2 separate regions of the Homo sapiens genome follow, and region 2 is linked to region 1. A link is a loop called in an ENCODE intact Hi-C map of the cell type or tissue named here. Cell type or tissue: endothelial cell of umbilical vein. All regions are shown on one strand. Each heading gives the region's core, and the rest is flanking DNA. Links, peaks and the distances in the headings are about the cores only.

Region 1 (2,804 bases), core at 246-2,745:
TTACCTAGACGTTTATTTTTACTCACAGGATTTACTAAACCTTAGGAGCTGAGCCAGGAATGGTGGTGCATGCCTGTTGTCTCAGCTACTTGGGAGGCTGAGGTGGGAGATCGATTTAACCCATGTGTTTAAAACCGAACGGAGCTATGATCATGCCACTGCACTCCAGCCTAGGCAGCAGAGTGACAGCCCGTGAAGAAAGAGAGAGAGAGAGAGAGAGTGAGAGACAGAGAGAGACAGAGAGAGAGAGACCTTAAGAGCTGAATCCTTATCAACGGATTCTAATGAAAGGCCATGCTTTTCTCCAAAATGCTGGATGAGGCCATCTGTCTACTATTCTTGTTAATAAAAATAATGAGATGCTGCTACAGCTTTCTGCAGTGTTGTGTGTTCGTGTTCTTTCTGCCTGCTGTGTCCACTCTGCAGTGTGGGGATTTTTTTGTGGGCTGTAGCCACAGGAAGGGTGTTCTAGTGAAGAAATGCCCTACTTGCCTGGAGTCTGAGCCAAACATGGACACTCCTTTGCACAACTTTATAACATCTTGCATAACATCAGTAGGTATTTTTTGGCAGTTGTGGCTAAAAAAATAGCTCAGGGATATTATCATTCAATAATGTTATATGCAGTAGTATGTAGGTTACATACCTGCTGATAGACTAGGGATAAATATGACTTATGGAGCAGTACCTTGTACTAAAAATAGCACTTGCTCATGATTGTAGAAAGTTAGAACTAACCTACCACTCAGATATCTGCGGGGAGAGAAGCATACAGGATTTAATCAATTATCTTCCCAAAACACTCCCTGGAAAGAAAATTGTAATTTCATTTAAAATAATCAATGAAATATTTTTCCATGTGTTAGATGACTTATATACATTAGCGTGTATTCTCCCTTATTTCTGAATCTTGTGATTTAAAAAAATTAATATTACAATTTTATTTCTAGCCAAGTGTTCTTTACTATTAAATTTTAGAAGGGTTGTGAAAATTTGTGTTGGGAGTCACAAATTATTCTGCGCTTTTTTGTTCTATTGGGAGATATTACATTTCTCTCTATTATTTTCACTTTGTACTTATTTGTAGGGTTGCTGAAATAGCTTTTGAACTGAGTGAACATTTTAAATTCACTCTGTTTTTTAATATTATTAAAGCTTCTTTGAGCAAATAAGAGAATGACGAAAGAAAGAAATTCGAGAGGGATAAACTAAAAAGAAAGAGGAAAGCTTTTCATATCTGAAAGTGCTAAGGATAACTAAACTTCAATCAAGAGACAAATGTAGTTTGAAGGCACTGACACTTCATCACCGCAGGGAGGCAGTAGCTCCTTCTGTAATAGGAAACTCAAGGCTTTTAGTATCTTTCTCCACTTTAAATTCTGAACTTTTCTATTAATAATTCTTTATGTGATTTTTTTCTATCAACACCCAAGCTTTAGTCCTTGATTTTAAAAGGTAATCCTTGCTCATGTCTGAAATAATTGGACCCCAAAAGTAAAACATAGTTTGCCGAAAGGGTACAAAATTGAAAAATGACTTCAGCTGCACACCATGCATGAAAGACTTTCAAAGTCTGAGTTCCCATAAAAAATTATAAATAAATGAAATTCTTTATATGCTCTGTAAGTCAACTGTTTTAAAAGCAGCAATTATGGATTCTATAGCACAACAAGAAAGGTTGGGTGGGATTTTGAGGTCACCTCATCCTAGCATCTTCACATGTGACCACATTTTTAACCTATTTCTTGCAGAATATTTAATATTTTGGCCACATTTTCATTTTGGTCACAACCTAAGTATAGATTTAAAAGTGCAGTAATACTTTTGATCCAGCAAAAGCACTAGACCCATAGTCAGGGGAATTTATGTCAGAAAGTGATATCTAGTGGAAGATTCTAAAATGTTAAAAATTCTCTCCTACTCAGTTTCCATGCTTGAGTGAATTACTTATCTGAGTGGGGGGCTTCTTCTGTGGGGATAAACAGCTTGGTAAACGTTAGAAATAGTGGTGTCTCAGATATTTCTAAGTATCTATGTCTGAGTATTTGCTATTTCCAGTAGAGGTAATGCAGCAGAGTTTAGATTCAGACATTTTCTTTTTAAAATATAATCAAATATATTTTCATCTAGTGAAGAAGGAAAAACAGATATGTTCCATATCTTTTAGGGGACAAGACTCCACTGATGTTGACTTTAAGCACAAATGCAAACAGCAGAGGAATGGCAGGGTGAAATGTATAGGAGCACAGACTCTGGAACACTGTACAGATTCAAAGCCCAGCTTTGCCATTTCCCAGTCGAATTACACTGGACACATTTCTTAACTTCTCTGGGCCTCTTTCTTCAGCTGCAAGATGGGGAAAATCATAGGCACCTACTTCATAGAGTTGTATGAAGATTAAACAATTGAGTACCTATAATATATTTAGAACACTGCTTGGCGCTTAATATATGCCCTGTAAGTGCTGGCTGTCATTCAAATGAGAGGCATTACTCTCCAACTCTTCATTGTCTATCAGGTACTCCACATTATTATTATTATTTTTGCAGAGACAAGGTCTCACTTTGTTGCCCAGGCTGGTCTTGACTCCTGGGCTCAAGTGATCCTCCTGCTTTGGCCTCCTAAAGCACTGGGATTACAGGTGTGAGCCACCATGCCTGACCCTGGTACCCTACATCCACATTATTATCTACATTTTACATACCAGGAAACTAAGGCTCAAAGACCTGTGACAGGTTGCACAACTGGTAAGTAGTGATACCCACAGATTGCACTGTACAGATTGTATACAAATATATCATCA
Region 2 (2,804 bases), core at 127-2,626, 760 kb after region 1:
ATTTGATTTCTGGATTTTCATGTTTCTTTCTTATAAGACACTAAGTTACCTAATTTAAACGCAAAGCCACGTTTAAGGTGATTCTCAGACATCTGAAGGAAGGACTAAGGAATGTTCTTTAAATTGGGAAATAGGGCAGGAGAGAAATCCTAGTGCAAAGCTCCATACTCAGCAAAAGCAAGGTAAGTATGATGATGACTCATAGGCTTACTGTTGTTTGTTAAGATACATGGAATTTCCAGGAGGAAAGAAGAATGAGAGTTATGGTAAAAATAAGATGGAAGCATACAGATGTGATCCTGAAACCTTCCCTCCCACCCCTCATCAACCTGAATGCAGTAAAACAAAGTGAGCTTATATGCATTATCCATGGAATGGCAACTTTCATTCTGATTAAAGATATTTAAAAGCATCAGACATCTCTAAGAGGGCTTAGCTGAAACTCTCTATGTATTTCTGATGGCAACGTATTTGGCCATTATGAACCAAGATAGAATGTACGTTTTCTAAACTGATACTGAATTGTCTAAGTTGCTAACAAGAAATCCTTTCATAACAGTACAGTTTTTAACCTTTACTTCTTTATTCATCTTTAATTCCTTGCCACTTCCCACTGAGTTGAAATGTTTATATTAAAACAAAACACCCACTGGAATTCTAAAGAAATTGGCTCACCCATCTTTCAAATTACAAGATATTTTTTGACAGTATACAATATTCATTATAATGGAATAAACATTTTAATTTCTTAAGGAACTCTAATTTTCCTTAAAGGAGATGTTTACAACTTACTATTATAAATGCTGCCACTCAATCATAGGAGAAAATGATACTAAAATAGTTCAAGGCTAAAATCACACATAGGGCAGTTGTTCTCGAATATTTATAAGGCCACGAACTCATTTATGTATAACCTATAAACTTGAAGAATTTTTGAACCAATACAGTGGCAAGGAAAGCTAACAACCTAACTGTTAAGATCTATGGTCATTATTTTTCATTTAGTCCTAGAAATACATTTCCTTTCTGTAATGAATCAATATGGTCTAACTCAAAGAGAAACACGTGGAAGTGAAAAATAAATTTCTAAAGCAAGTGCTGATGGAAGAAGCAGAATTTCCCATTTAAAATACCCAAACAACTCCAAATTCTTTAGTAGTTAGGACTCCTGAAATCTCTTGACATAATAGAGAAGCAAAGACCCATAGAGAGATATGCGGTTAAATAGTGCTGCCTCTGGTGGCAAAAGCAGTTGCTAAGTTGTTTCACAACATATTTTTCCCCCACAGGCACAGGCCCCCCAAACACTGGAGCCGTCTACGAATTATTCTGACGCTAACTCCACAGCTCCGGACAGAAACACAATAGACGGGCGTGGTCTTATAATCATAAGCCAGTTCCTTTCTCAAGTCCTTCCTGCCTATGTTCGCTTACGTGTTATGGGTTCTGCGGTCCTGATGAAACTCCCTGAACGGAGAAAAACCACACACTTCATCCCAGTGGCGAATTTCTCCTCTTGCTCTAAGCAGGGTGTTTGACCTTCTAGTCGACTGCGTCCCCTGTACCCGGCGCCAGCTGTGTTCCTGACCCCAGAATAACTCAGGGCTGCACCGGGCCTGGCAGCGCTCCGCACACATTTCCTGTCGCGGCCTAAGGGAAACTGTTGGCCGCTGGGCCCGCGGGGGGATTCTTGGCAGTTGGGGGGTCCGTCGGGAGCGAGGGCGGAGGGGAAGGGAGGGGGAACCGGGTTGGGGAAGCCAGCTGTAGAGGGCGGTGACCGCGCTCCAGACACAGCTCTGCGTCCTCGAGCGGGACAGATCCAAGTTGGGAGCAGCTCTGCGTGCGGGGCCTCAGAGAATGAGGCCGGCGTTCGCCCTGTGCCTCCTCTGGCAGGCGCTCTGGCCCGGGCCGGGCGGCGGCGAACACCCCACTGCCGACCGTGCTGGCTGCTCGGCCTCGGGGGCCTGCTACAGCCTGCACCACGCTACCATGAAGCGGCAGGCGGCCGAGGAGGCCTGCATCCTGCGAGGTGGGGCGCTCAGCACCGTGCGTGCGGGCGCCGAGCTGCGCGCTGTGCTCGCGCTCCTGCGGGCAGGCCCAGGGCCCGGAGGGGGCTCCAAAGACCTGCTGTTCTGGGTCGCACTGGAGCGCAGGCGTTCCCACTGCACCCTGGAGAACGAGCCTTTGCGGGGTTTCTCCTGGCTGTCCTCCGACCCCGGCGGTCTCGAAAGCGACACGCTGCAGTGGGTGGAGGAGCCCCAACGCTCCTGCACCGCGCGGAGATGCGCGGTACTCCAGGCCACCGGTGGGGTCGAGCCCGCAGGCTGGAAGGAGATGCGATGCCACCTGCGCGCCAACGGCTACCTGTGCAAGTACCAGTTTGAGGTCTTGTGTCCTGCGCCGCGCCCCGGGGCCGCCTCTAACTTGAGCTATCGCGCGCCCTTCCAGCTGCACAGCGCCGCTCTGGACTTCAGTCCACCTGGGACCGAGGTGAGTGCGCTCTGCCGGGGACAGCTCCCGATCTCAGTTACTTGCATCGCGGACGAAATCGGCGCTCGCTGGGACAAACTCTCGGGCGATGTGTTGTGTCCCTGCCCCGGGAGGTACCTCCGTGCTGGCAAATGCGCAGAGCTCCCTAACTGCCTAGACGACTTGGGAGGCTTTGCCTGCGAATGTGCTACGGGCTTCGAGCTGGGGAAGGACGGCCGCTCTTGTGTGACCAGTGGGGAAGGACAGCCGACCCTTGGGGGGACCGGGGTGCCCACCAGGCGCCCGCCGGCCACTGCAACCAGCCCCGTGCCGCA

The links. A loop is a pair of places that touch in the nucleus more often than their neighbours do. Peaks named below come from ENCODE experiments on the same cell type or tissue, not always from the same donor. Only the 100,000 strongest peaks of a DNase experiment are listed, where the experiment ranks them.
Region 2: a loop joins it to region 1, with 10 times the contacts of the local background. A loop is called at or near these places in 2 of 110 quality-filtered maps.

The regions. Positions count from the first base shown.
Region 1 is chr14:39,014,075-39,016,878 of GRCh38, reverse strand. No RefSeq gene overlaps it. Among named protein-coding and RNA genes, the nearest start is that of SEC23A-AS1, 88 kb to the left of the region's middle. In endothelial cell of umbilical vein, for the core only: a CTCF peak has its summit at 1,319; a DNase peak (open chromatin) is centred at 1,318.
Region 2 is chr14:38,255,076-38,257,879 of GRCh38, reverse strand. CLEC14A (C-type lectin domain containing 14A) reads left to right here and starts at 1,787. Exons shown (of 1, transcript NM_175060.3): 1 at 1,787-2,804. The coding sequence starts at 1,858. It overlaps LOC112268136 (a long non-coding RNA gene), which reads right to left and starts at 1,835. Exons shown (of 5, transcript NR_169588.1): 1 at 1,435-1,835. RefSeq lists an enhancer at 1,978-2,605. In endothelial cell of umbilical vein, for the core only: a CTCF peak has its summit at 1,241 (motif pointing left); DNase peaks (open chromatin) are centred at 209, 1,459 and 2,499; H3K4me3 peaks cover 1,732 bases; H3K27ac peaks cover 2,500 bases.